2 separate regions of the Homo sapiens genome follow, and region 2 is linked to region 1. A link is an interaction called in ENCODE POLR2A ChIA-PET data of the cell type or tissue named here. Cell type or tissue: IMR-90. All regions are shown on one strand. Each heading gives the region's core, and the rest is flanking DNA. Links, peaks and the distances in the headings are about the cores only. Region 1 overlaps ATXN2 (ataxin 2). Region 2 overlaps ACAD10 (acyl-CoA dehydrogenase family member 10).

Region 1 (5,376 bases), core at 220-5,219:
CCAACCTGGGCAACATGGTAAGACCCTGTCACTACTAAAAATACAAAAAATTAACCAGGCATGATGGCACACACATGTGGTCCCAAGCTACTCAGGAGGCTGAGGCAGAACTGCTTGAACTCGGGAGGTGGAGGTTAGAGTGAGCAGAAATTGCACCACGCACTGCAGCCTGGGTGACAAAGCGAGACGGTGTCTCAAAAAAAAAAAAAGAACTGCAGGGTGTGATGTTGCATGTGCCTGTGGTCCCAGCTACTCAGGAGGCTGAGGTGGGAGGATCACTTGAACCCAGGAGTTAAAGGCTGCAATAAGCCATGATCACAATACTGTACTCCAACCTGGGCAATACAGCAAGATCCCATCTCAAAAAATAAATACATAAAAACAGAAAATATTAAGACTTTAGTATCTCAGTTTTTTTGTTTGTTTGTTTGTTTGTTTGAGACGGAGTCTCGCTCTGTCGCCCAGCAGGCTGGAGTGCAGTGGCACCATCTCCGCTCACTGCAAGCTCTGCCTCCCGGGTTCACGCCATTCTCCTGCCTCAGCCTCCCAAGTAGCTGGGATTACAGGCGCCCGCCACCACGCCTGGCTAATTTTTTGTATTTTTAGTAGAGACAGGGTTTCCCCATGTTAGGCAGGACGGTCTCGATCTCCTGACCTCGTGATCCACCCGCCTCGGCCTTCCAAAGTGCTGGGATTACAGGCACGAGCCACCGCGCCCGGCCAGTATCTCAGTTTTTTTTTTTGTTTGTTTTTTTTTTTTTTTTGGAGACAGAGTCTCGTTCTGTCGCCCAGGCTGGAGTGCAGTGGCACAATCTTGGCTCACTGCAACCTCCACCTCCTGGGTTCAAGCGATTCCCCTGCCTCAGCCTCTCGAGTAGCTGGGACTACAGATGCGCACCACCATGCCCAGCTAATTTTTTCTATTTTAGTAGAGATGAGGTTTCACAATGTTGCCCAGGTTGGTCTCGATCTCCTGACCTCGTGATCCACCCGCCTCAGCCTCCCAAAGTGCTGGGATTATAGGCGTGAGCCACCGCGCCCAGCCAAGGAAGATATTCTTTCTCTTTTAATAGGTAAATAAACTAAGCCTGAGAGTGGCTGAGTAACTTGCCCATTCAAACATGTGACCAAGCAGTTAAGTGCCAACCATTCAAGAAATAGGGATACAATCAATAGTGAACAAAACAAAGTTCCTGCTTTCATAGAGCTTAAATTTTAGTTACTGAAGAGTGAACCATGGCCAGGCACGGTAGATCATGCCTGTAATCCCAGCACGTTGGGAGGCCCAGGTGGGCGGACCACCTGAGGTCAGGAGTTCAAGACCAGCCTGAACAACATGGCGAAAACCCCGTCTCTACTAAAAATATAAAAATTAGCTGGGCATGGTGGTGGGTGCCTGTAATCCCAACTATTCAGGAGGCTGAGGCAGGAGAATCACTTGAACACAGGAGGTGGAGGTTGCAGTGAGCCAAGATCGCACCATTGCACTCCAGCCTGGGCAACACAGCAAGACTCCGACTCAAAAAAAAAAAAAAAAAAAAAAAACAGTGAACCATGATTCCAGCTTAGACTGGAGTTGCCAGATAAAATACAAGATGCTCAGTTAAATTTCAACTTTAGATAAATAACTTTTTTCTATGCAATTTAATACACAATTATACTAAAAAACTGGTCAATGTTCATCAAAAATTCAAATTTAACTGAGTGTCCTGTATTTCTATTTGCCAAATCTGACAACCCTAGCTTAGATATAACCTCAAAACTCTTTCTCAATCCTTTTACTGCGTTTCTCTGGCTCTAAAGCAGTAACTTTTTTGACTATATCAATAAAAAATTACTTAAAAAAAAATTTTTGGCTAGGCACGGTGGCTCATCCCTGTAATCCCAGCATTTCTGGACACCAAGGTGGGTGGATCATCTGAGCTCCAGAGTTCAAGACTAGCCTGAACAACATGGCAAAACCTCATCTCTTCAAAAAATACAAAAATTAGCCAGGCATGGTAGCGTGCTCCTGTACTCCCAGCTACTCAGGAGGCTGAGGTGGGAGGATCGCTTGAGCCCAGGAAACAGAGGTTGCAGTGAGCCGAGACTGCACCACTACATTCTAGCCTTGGTGACAGAGACCCTGTCTCAAAAAAAAAAAAAAAAAAAAAAAAAAAAAAAAAATTCATTGAACTGTTGCTGCTCGTGGCAGAGCAGGACTAGTCCATAGGCAATGTGCCCAGAGTTGGCCAAAAATTACATTTTGAATTACAATGCGGTATATATACATTAACTCAAACCAAAGCTTAAAACAATTCTTGGCAGCTGGGTGCAGTGGCTCACACCTGTAATCCCAGCACTTTGGGAGTCGAGGTGGGCAGATTACGAGGTCAAGAGATCAAGACTATCCTGGCCAACATGGTGAAACCCCATCTCTACTAAAAATACAAAAATTAGGCCGGGCACAGGGGTTCATGCCTGTATCCCCAGCACTTTGGGAGGCCGAGGCAAGTGGATCACCTGAGGTCAGGAGTTCAAGACCAGCCTGACCAACATGGAGAAACCCCATCTCTACTAAAACTAAATACAAAATTAGCCAGGCATGGTGGAGCATGTCTGTAATCCCAGCTACTCAGGAGGCTGAGGTAGGAGAATCACTTGAACCCGGGAGGCAGATCGGGCCATTGCACTCCAGCCTCGGCAACTAAGAGCGAAACTCCATCTCAAAAACAATTATTTCAATAATGCAATGCATCCTAACACTTCTTATTCTTTTTCATTTTTCTAAAAATGCTTGTCATAATCCACTAATGTGTTTCACAATCTACTAAGGGGTCATGATCTGCAGATTGAAAAATACTTCTTTGGGAGATATAAAAAATCATTTAACCTGGTGTTATGAGTCACCATTATGAGCACATTAACTAACTACACTGTGCTATAAAACAGTAATGCCCTTAGGGCCTAAGATATACAGCTATAAACTTACAGTCAAAACTCCCAGGCCGGGAGTGGTGGCTCACGCCTGTAATCCCGGCACTTTGGGAGGCCTAGGCAGGTGGATCATCTGAGGTCAGGAGTTCAAGACCGGCCTGGCCAATATGGCAAAACCCCATCTCTACTAAAAATACAAAAATTATCCGGGTGTGGTGGCGGGCACCCGTAATCCCAGCTACTCAGGAGTCAGAGGCAGGAAAATCGCTAGAAGCTGGGAGGCAGAGGTTGCAGTGGGCCAAGATTGTACCATTGCACTCCAGCCTGGGCAACAGAACAAGATTCTATGTCAAAAAAAAAAAGCCAGGTGCGGTGGCTCACGCCTGTGGTCCCGGCACTTTGGGAGGCTGAAGCAGGCGGATCACCTGAGGTCAGGAGTTCGAGACCAGCCTGGCCAAAATGGGGAAACCCCGTCTCTACTAAAAATACAAAAATTAACCCGGTGTGTGACCAATATCTGTACTCCCAGCTACTCAGGAGTCAGGCAGGAGAACTGCTTGAACCTGGGAGGCGGAACTACAGTGAGCAGAGATGGCGCCATTGCACTCCAGCCTGGGTGACAAGAGCAAAACTCCATCTCAAAAAAAAAAAAAAAAAAAAAAAAAAAAACCTCCCAGAATGGTATACTTGTTGAGCTCTTGTGTCTGTTTTTTAGTAGTTCCCATTTTAGTAGTTCCCAGGCTCTTTGCTTTGTTTTTTTGAGATAAGGTCTCATTTTAACGCCCAGGCTGGAGTGCAGTGGTGCAATCATGGCTCACCTCGACATCCAGACTTAAGTGAACCACCTGCCTCAGCCTCCCAAGTAGCTGAGACTACAGAAGTGCACGACCATGACTGGCTAAATTTTTTGTATTAATATTTTTTGTTGAGATGGGGTTTCCCTGTGTTGCCCAGGCTGGACTTGAACTCCTGGGCTCAGGTAATCTGCCTGCTTCAGCCTCCCAAAGTGTTGGGATTACAGGTGTGAGCCACCATGCCCAGCCACCAGTCTTCCAAACTTTTTTTTTTTTTTTGAGACAGAGTCTCACTCTGCTCTGTGGCCCAGGCTGGGGCACAGTGGCACAATCTGAGCTCACTGCAACCTTCACCTCCCGGGTTCAAGCGATTCTCCTGCCTCAGCCTCCCAAGTAGCTGGGATTACAGGCGCCCGCCCAGCCCCAAGTCTGGTTTTTTTTTTTTTTTTTTTTTTTTAGACGGAGTCTCCCTCTGTCGTCAGTGCAGTGGCCCGATCTCGGCTCACTGCAACCTCTGCCTCCCGGGTTCAAGCAATTCTCCTGCCTCAGCCTCCCGAGTAGCTGGGACTACAGGCACACATCACCACGCCCATTTAATTTTTTTGTATTTTTAGTAGAGATGGGGTTTCACCCTGTTGGCCAGAATGGTCTCAATCTCTTGACCTTGTAATCCGCCCTCCTCAACCTCCCAAAGTGCTGGGATTACAGGGGTGAGCCACCACGCCCGGCCCTTTTTCTGTTTTTCAGTAGAGACAGGGTTTCACCATGTTGGCCAGACTGGTCTCGAACTCCTGACCTCAAGTGATCCACCCTCCTTGGCCTCCCAAAGTGCTGGGATTACAAGCGTGAGCCACCGCACCCAGCTAAGTCTTTCAACTTTCTATCACGCTACTGTTATTTCTCATTGCTGTTAATATATCTGCCTCTGAAAACATTGCTTTTCTACTTGCTGCCAATATGTACATCAGAAAAGAAAGCTAGATAGAATCATGTGTAAAGTAAAAGTTCTCAAAGAGGCCATAAAGAACTCTCCAGACCAGAGGCTAAAGCAGGAGGACAGTTTAAGCCCAGAAGTTGGAGGCCAGCCTGGGCAACATAACAAGACCCCCATTTCTACCAAAAAAAAAAAAAAAAAAAAGAACTCCCCTTTCTAAAATCTGCTCAAGCTTCAGTGAAAAGACATTTAGTCTTCAATTCCTGATTTCGAAATGTGTTTCAGGAATGAAAATAGTTAACTGCACAAAGTCCACAGCAAATGTTTATAAACCCGAAAAGAAAAATGCAGTACTTGTTTCAAAACCCGCCCTTTATAAAAAACTAAAATTATAATCAAGATTAATTCCACTTAGAAAAATTATTAAGAATATTTTAACATGACTTTAAAAAGCAATATGAAAAACGTCAATGAAAAATATTTGACCTGGCCAGCCACGGTGCCTCACACATGTAATTAAAGCACTTTGGGAAAACTAGGTGGGTGGATCATTTGAATTTAAGAGTTTGAGACCAGCCTGGGCAACATGGCTAAACCCTGTCTCTACAAAATATACAAAAGCCAGGCATGGTGGCATACACCTGTAGTTCCAGCTACTCGGGAGACTGAGGTAGGAGGACTGCTTGAGCCCAGGATGTTGAGGCTGCAGTGAGCCATGACCATACCACTATA
Region 2 (5,376 bases), core at 98-5,097, 150 kb after region 1:
TCTTGCCCATCTGGGGACTCAGGCCTTTTATTAAACAAGACTAGACAGTGAAGGCTAATTTTAAAGACATTTCCGTTTCTTTTTTTTTTTTTTTTAGACATCGTCTCACTCAGTCGCCCAGGCTGGAGTGCAGTGGCGTGATCTCAGCTCACTGCCTACCCCACCTCCTGGGTTCAAGCAATTCTCCCGCCCCAGCCTCCCGAGCAGCTGGGATTACAGGTGTGCACCACCATGTGTGGCTAACTTTTGTATTTTTGGTAATCCAAAAATACAATACATTTTTAGTAATACAAAAATGTGAGATGGGGTTTCATCATATTGATCAGGCTGGTCTCAAACTCCTGCCCTCAAGTGATCTGCCCACTTTGGCCTCCCAGAGTGCTGGGATTATAGGCATGAGCCACCATGCCCAGCCTTAAAGACATTTCTTTGCCTTCCAAATTTGATTGGCCTCTCTTCATTGGCTTGACCGGTGTCCCTCGCTCCCGGCTTCTTCCGTTAGCCAGCCACCTTTGGGGATCCCCCTGGGTCTGAGAGTGGACAGCTGAGCTTTCTTTGTCATGTGGTCATCACGGGAGCTTGAGGAACCTGCTTCTGCATCAGAGACTGATGGGGCCAAGTGCTTCCCCCACACTGCCTTGAACGTGGCATGCAGTTGGGCTGCATTTGACCCCCTCCTCCATCTTCTTTCTCCACTTGGGATTCTAGAGCACTTGCCTGACAACACTTTCCTTGCCAGCCATTGCCATGTATTTCCTTTGGCGGGGAAGACCTCAGGTGGCCTTTGTGTCACCAGCCCACAACAGCTGCTCCGTGGACCTTGTCTTTGCTTCTCTTGGCACCTCAACAATCCACGAATGTGATCAAGTATACAGCAGGCAGGAGATATCCAGTGCAGTCTGAGCACCCCCTCCCCTAGCTATAGTGAAGTATGATGATCATTTAGGATGTTGCCTCCAGGAAAGGCATCCTCTGATTTTAGAGAGCGTGCTGCTGCTTATTGATCAACACAGTCAGAGATAGTTCTGTCTTTTGATGGATAGAAGAACATTTCTTGCTAGTGGAGTGAATCAGCGGTGGTGGGAGCATAAACTGCTGCAGCTACTTTGAAAAGTAGTAGGCAGTGGCCAGGCACGGTGACTCAAGCGTGTAATCCCAGCACTTTGGGAGGCGAAAGCGGGCAGATCACTTGAGGTCAGGAGTTCGAGACCAGCCTGGCCAACATGCCAAAATCCCATGTCTATTAAAAATATAAAAATTACCTGAGTGTGGTGGTGCCCCTGTAATCCCAGCTACTCGGGAGGGTGAGGCAGGAGAATCACTTGAACCCGGGAGGCAGAGGTTGCAGTGAGCCAAGACCGCACCACTGCACTCCAGCCTGGGTGACAGAGTGAGACTCCATCTCAAAAAACAACAAAAAAAGAAAAGTAATGGGCAGTAACATGGAAGATGGGAATATGCTACAACCCATCGTTTCTTGTAAAGAAGCATCTGCTGCAGCTTTGCACCAAGAGACTCAGGTGAAGATGTTTGTTTTGGTCATGCTTGTAATTATAATACATGATAAATAAAGTGTAGTTTGGCCATATGTTGGAATTCTATTTAGTGAGTAAAATAAACCAATTTGCTGTACATAAGTCATAAGTCTCAAAAAAGATAATCGAAGTAGAAAAAAGTTTCAAAAGGGTAATATATCATTTATGAAAATTTAAAAATAATTGAAAGAACACTATATGTGGTATATAGGTACAGGTATAGATAAGAGAAATATAGAAATGTCTGAGACTGATATATACCAACTTCAGGGTAGCAGTAAATCTCATTTTTAAAAAATCTGAAGCAAATGTAACAAAAAAGCACGTACAATATCTGTTAAATCTGGAAGGTGGACACATGAGTTCTGTCATTATGTCATTCTCTGTATTTTTCTGCATGCTTGATGTTTACTTTTTCTTTTAAATAAAGCATGCATTACAGACAGCCCTGGCAGGAAACAGAAAGCATGAAAGAGGCTATCTGGGGAGAGTTCAATATAGGGTTATTTAGTTCAATATAGCGTGGTTTAGAGGAACCGCTGAAGAACAGCGTGGAGTCCCGGGGCCAGTAACAGTGAGGGGTCAGTCTGACAGGGCAAGCATGTGCTGTGGTTATTGCTACTCTACAACAAACTTTGTCAGAACTGAGTGGCTGTCAACAACGACAGCAGTCATTTTGCTTATGAATCTTTGCAGTCTGGGGACAGGACAGCTTATTTCAAAGTAGGGCGGCTGTCGGGTGGGGCTGGATCTTCTGAAGACTTGCTAGCATGCTGGCCCTGGGCAGAGAAGATATTAACAGCCGGGCTCCTTGGGCCTCTCTTTCTGTCTCTTTGTGGTTCCCACATGGTCTCTCCAGCATGGCAACTTCTGGGTAACTGGACTTTTTTTTTTTGAGACAGGATCTTGCACTGTCACCCAGGCTGGAGTGTAGTGGCAATTCATAGGCTGGAACATAACTCACTGCAGCCACCAACTCCTGGGCTCAGTGATGCTCCCACCTTAGCCTCCTGAGTAGCTGGGACTACAGGCGTGCACTACCACGCTCAGCTAATTTTTAAATTTTTTTTTGTAGAGATAGGATCTTGTTATGTTGCCCGGGCTGGTCTTGAACTCCTGAGCTTAAGCAGTCCTCCGAAAATGTGGGGATTACAGGCATGAACCATTGCTCTCAGCCCTGGACTTCTTACCTGGGGGCTCAGGGCTCCAAAATAGTGTGTTTCAAGAGACAGAGGGCTGGGCAGAAGCTGTATCACGTTTTCTGACCTAGTCTAGTTTCAGGAATCCCTCAGCATCACTTCCACGTGTCTTATATCTGTTAGAAGCAAGATGCTTCACTGGGCCAAGCATTAGACTCTACCTTTTGTGGGAGGAGTGTCAAAGGATTTACAGATCTGTTTTAAAACCATCACAGGGAGGGAGTAATTCCCGGAACCCAGAGAGGCTAGCTCTCTGGGGAAGGCTGCAGAGAAGGAGCTGGGGAAATAAATAACCAGGCCCTTTCCCATCTCCTGCTTTTGATTGGCTGAGTCCAGCTGGAAGCCAGAGGGCAAGGGAGCCTTTGGAGCACACAGCCCAGGGAGCTCAGGCACCCGGGCACAGAGGGGATGGGAGGGTGGGGAGCCAAGCCTAAAGGGCAAACAGACCACGCAGAATCCACCCTAGCCGGCAGTTTTCTTAGTGCTGTCTCTATTCCTCCTGCGACTTTTCAGGCTCGACAACCTGGTGTTTCATCCAGAAGAGCCAGAGGTGCTTGCTGTCCTTGACTGGGAACTTTCTACCTTGGGCGACCCCCTTGCTGATGTGGCCTACAGCTGCCTGGCTCATTACCTGCCATCCAGTTTTCCCGTGCTGAGAGGTAGGAACTGCTGCTGGAGGATAGTGGGGGAGCAAGCCAGTTCTCCAAGCATTTGGGAGCAAACTCAGCTGAAGTAGTCCGTGATTGGGCGGGGGAAGTGAAAGTGAGGTCCTGGTGGTTCTGGTGGGAAACATAACTAGAATGCAGTCCTGTCACATTTACGGGAAAGTGGATATAGGATGTGTTTTAAGTGAAAAGTATGCCTGTATAGGTACCGCTTATGCTTTTACACAGCTAACTTCTATTTAGGGTTTTAAATTAAAAACACATTCATTGTGGCTGGGTGTGGTGTCTCATGCCTGTAATCCCAGCACGTTGGGAGGCCAAGGCGGGTGGATCACAAGGTCAGGAGTTCCAGACCAGCCTGGCCAACATGGTGAACCCTGTCTCTACTAAAAATACAAAATTAGCTGGACGTGGTGGCGTGTGCCTGTAACCCCAGCTACTCGGGAGGCTGAGGCAGGAGAATTGTTTGAACCTGGGAGGCAGAGGTTGCAGTCAGCTGAGATCATGCCATTGCACTCCAGCCTGGGCAACAGGGCGAGACTCCATCTCAAAAAAAACAAAAACAAACCACATTTATTGTGAAAATACTAGAGCCAACAGATAGCAACAACAACAAAACAGTTAAAATCATTAGTAGTCCCAGAGATAACCATTTGCTGACATTTCAGTATCTATCCATGTCATCTTTTCTTCTGTGTGTATATGTACATTTCCTAAAACAAAACAAAAATGTAACATGATCTAATGGCATGCTTTTTTTCACTTCATTGTATACTGTAGACATGTTTTCATGACATTAAGTATTTCTTCTATAGCATAATTTTTAATGAGAGCATATAATTTTATTGTATAGAATTAAGGGAAGACGGCCGGGCGCGGTGGCCCACGCCTGTAATCCCAGCACTTTGGGAGGCCGAGACGGGTGGATCACGAGGTCAGGAGATCGAGACCATCCTGGCTAACATGGTGAAACCCCGTCTCTACTAAAAATACAAAAAAATTAGCTGGGCGTGGTGGTGGGCACCTGTAGTCCCAGCTACTCAGGAGGCTGAGGCAGGAGAATGGTGTGAACCCGGGAGGCGGAGCTTGCAATGAGCTGAGATGGCGCCACTGCACTCGAGCCTAGGCAACAGAGCAAGACTCCATCTCAAAAAAAAAAAAAGAATTAAGGGAAGACATTTGGGTTAATTCCTATTTAGATATTTAATTTGTTTCCAATTTTTTAGTATTACTTCCCCTACTTCCATGAAAAAAAGGCAGTGAACATCCTTGTAGTAATATATTTGCCTATATATAAGGTATACTCCTAAGATTAATACCTAGGAATGGAATATATTACATGCTTCTAAATCATGAAAATGTCACAACTGGAGGAAATAAGTGAATTTTTTTTTTTTTTGAGACGGAGTCTCGCTCTGTTGCCCAGGCTAGAGTGCAGTGGCGCGATCTCAGCTCACTGCAAGCTCCACCTCCCAGGTTCACACCATTCTCCTGCCTCAGCCTCCTAAGTAGCTGGGACTACAGGCACCCACCACCACGCCCGGCTAAATTTTTGTTTTTGTAGTAGACATGGGGTTTCACCGTGTTAGCCAGGATGGTCTCGATCTCCTGACCTCATGATCCGCCCGCCTTGGCCTCCCAAAGTGCTAGGATTACAGGCGTGAGCCACTGCGCCTGGCCCGTGAAATTATTTTATTTGCTATAATTATCATTTTCATAATTTGGTGAGATCTTTTTATTTTTATATTTATTTATTTATTTGTTTATTTGTTTATTTATTTTTGAGATGGAGTCTCCCTCTGTCACTCGTTTTATTTATTTTTGAGATGGAGTCTCACTCTGTCGCCCAGGCTGGACCACAGTGGCGCAATCTCGGCTCACTGCAACCTCTGCCTCCCGGGTTCAAGCGATTCTCCGGCCTCGGCCTCCTGAGTAGCTGGGATTACAGGCGTGTGCCACAATGTCTGGCTAATTTTT

What was found. ChIA-PET counts read pairs that join two places held together with the same protein. Peaks named below come from ENCODE experiments on the same cell type or tissue, not always from the same donor. Only the 100,000 strongest peaks of a DNase experiment are listed, where the experiment ranks them.
Region 2: POLR2A ChIA-PET joins it to region 1 with 9 read pairs; 2 of 35 experiments call an interaction of 5 or more read pairs at or near these places.

What each region holds. Positions count from the first base shown.
Region 1 is chr12:111,582,246-111,587,621 of GRCh38, forward strand. All of the region lies in intron 1 of ATXN2 (ataxin 2), which reads right to left. Among named protein-coding and RNA genes, the nearest start is that of ATXN2, 14 kb to the right of the region's middle. In IMR-90, for the core only: no CTCF peak of the experiment used is centred there; a DNase peak (open chromatin) is centred at 2,886; H3K27ac peaks cover 670 bases.
Region 2 is chr12:111,730,676-111,736,051 of GRCh38, forward strand. ACAD10 (acyl-CoA dehydrogenase family member 10) reads left to right here. Exons shown (of 21, transcript NM_025247.6): 11 at 3,248-3,393. Among named protein-coding and RNA genes, the nearest start is that of ALDH2, 34 kb to the right of the region's middle. In IMR-90, for the core only: no CTCF peak of the experiment used is centred there; no DNase peak of the experiment used is centred there.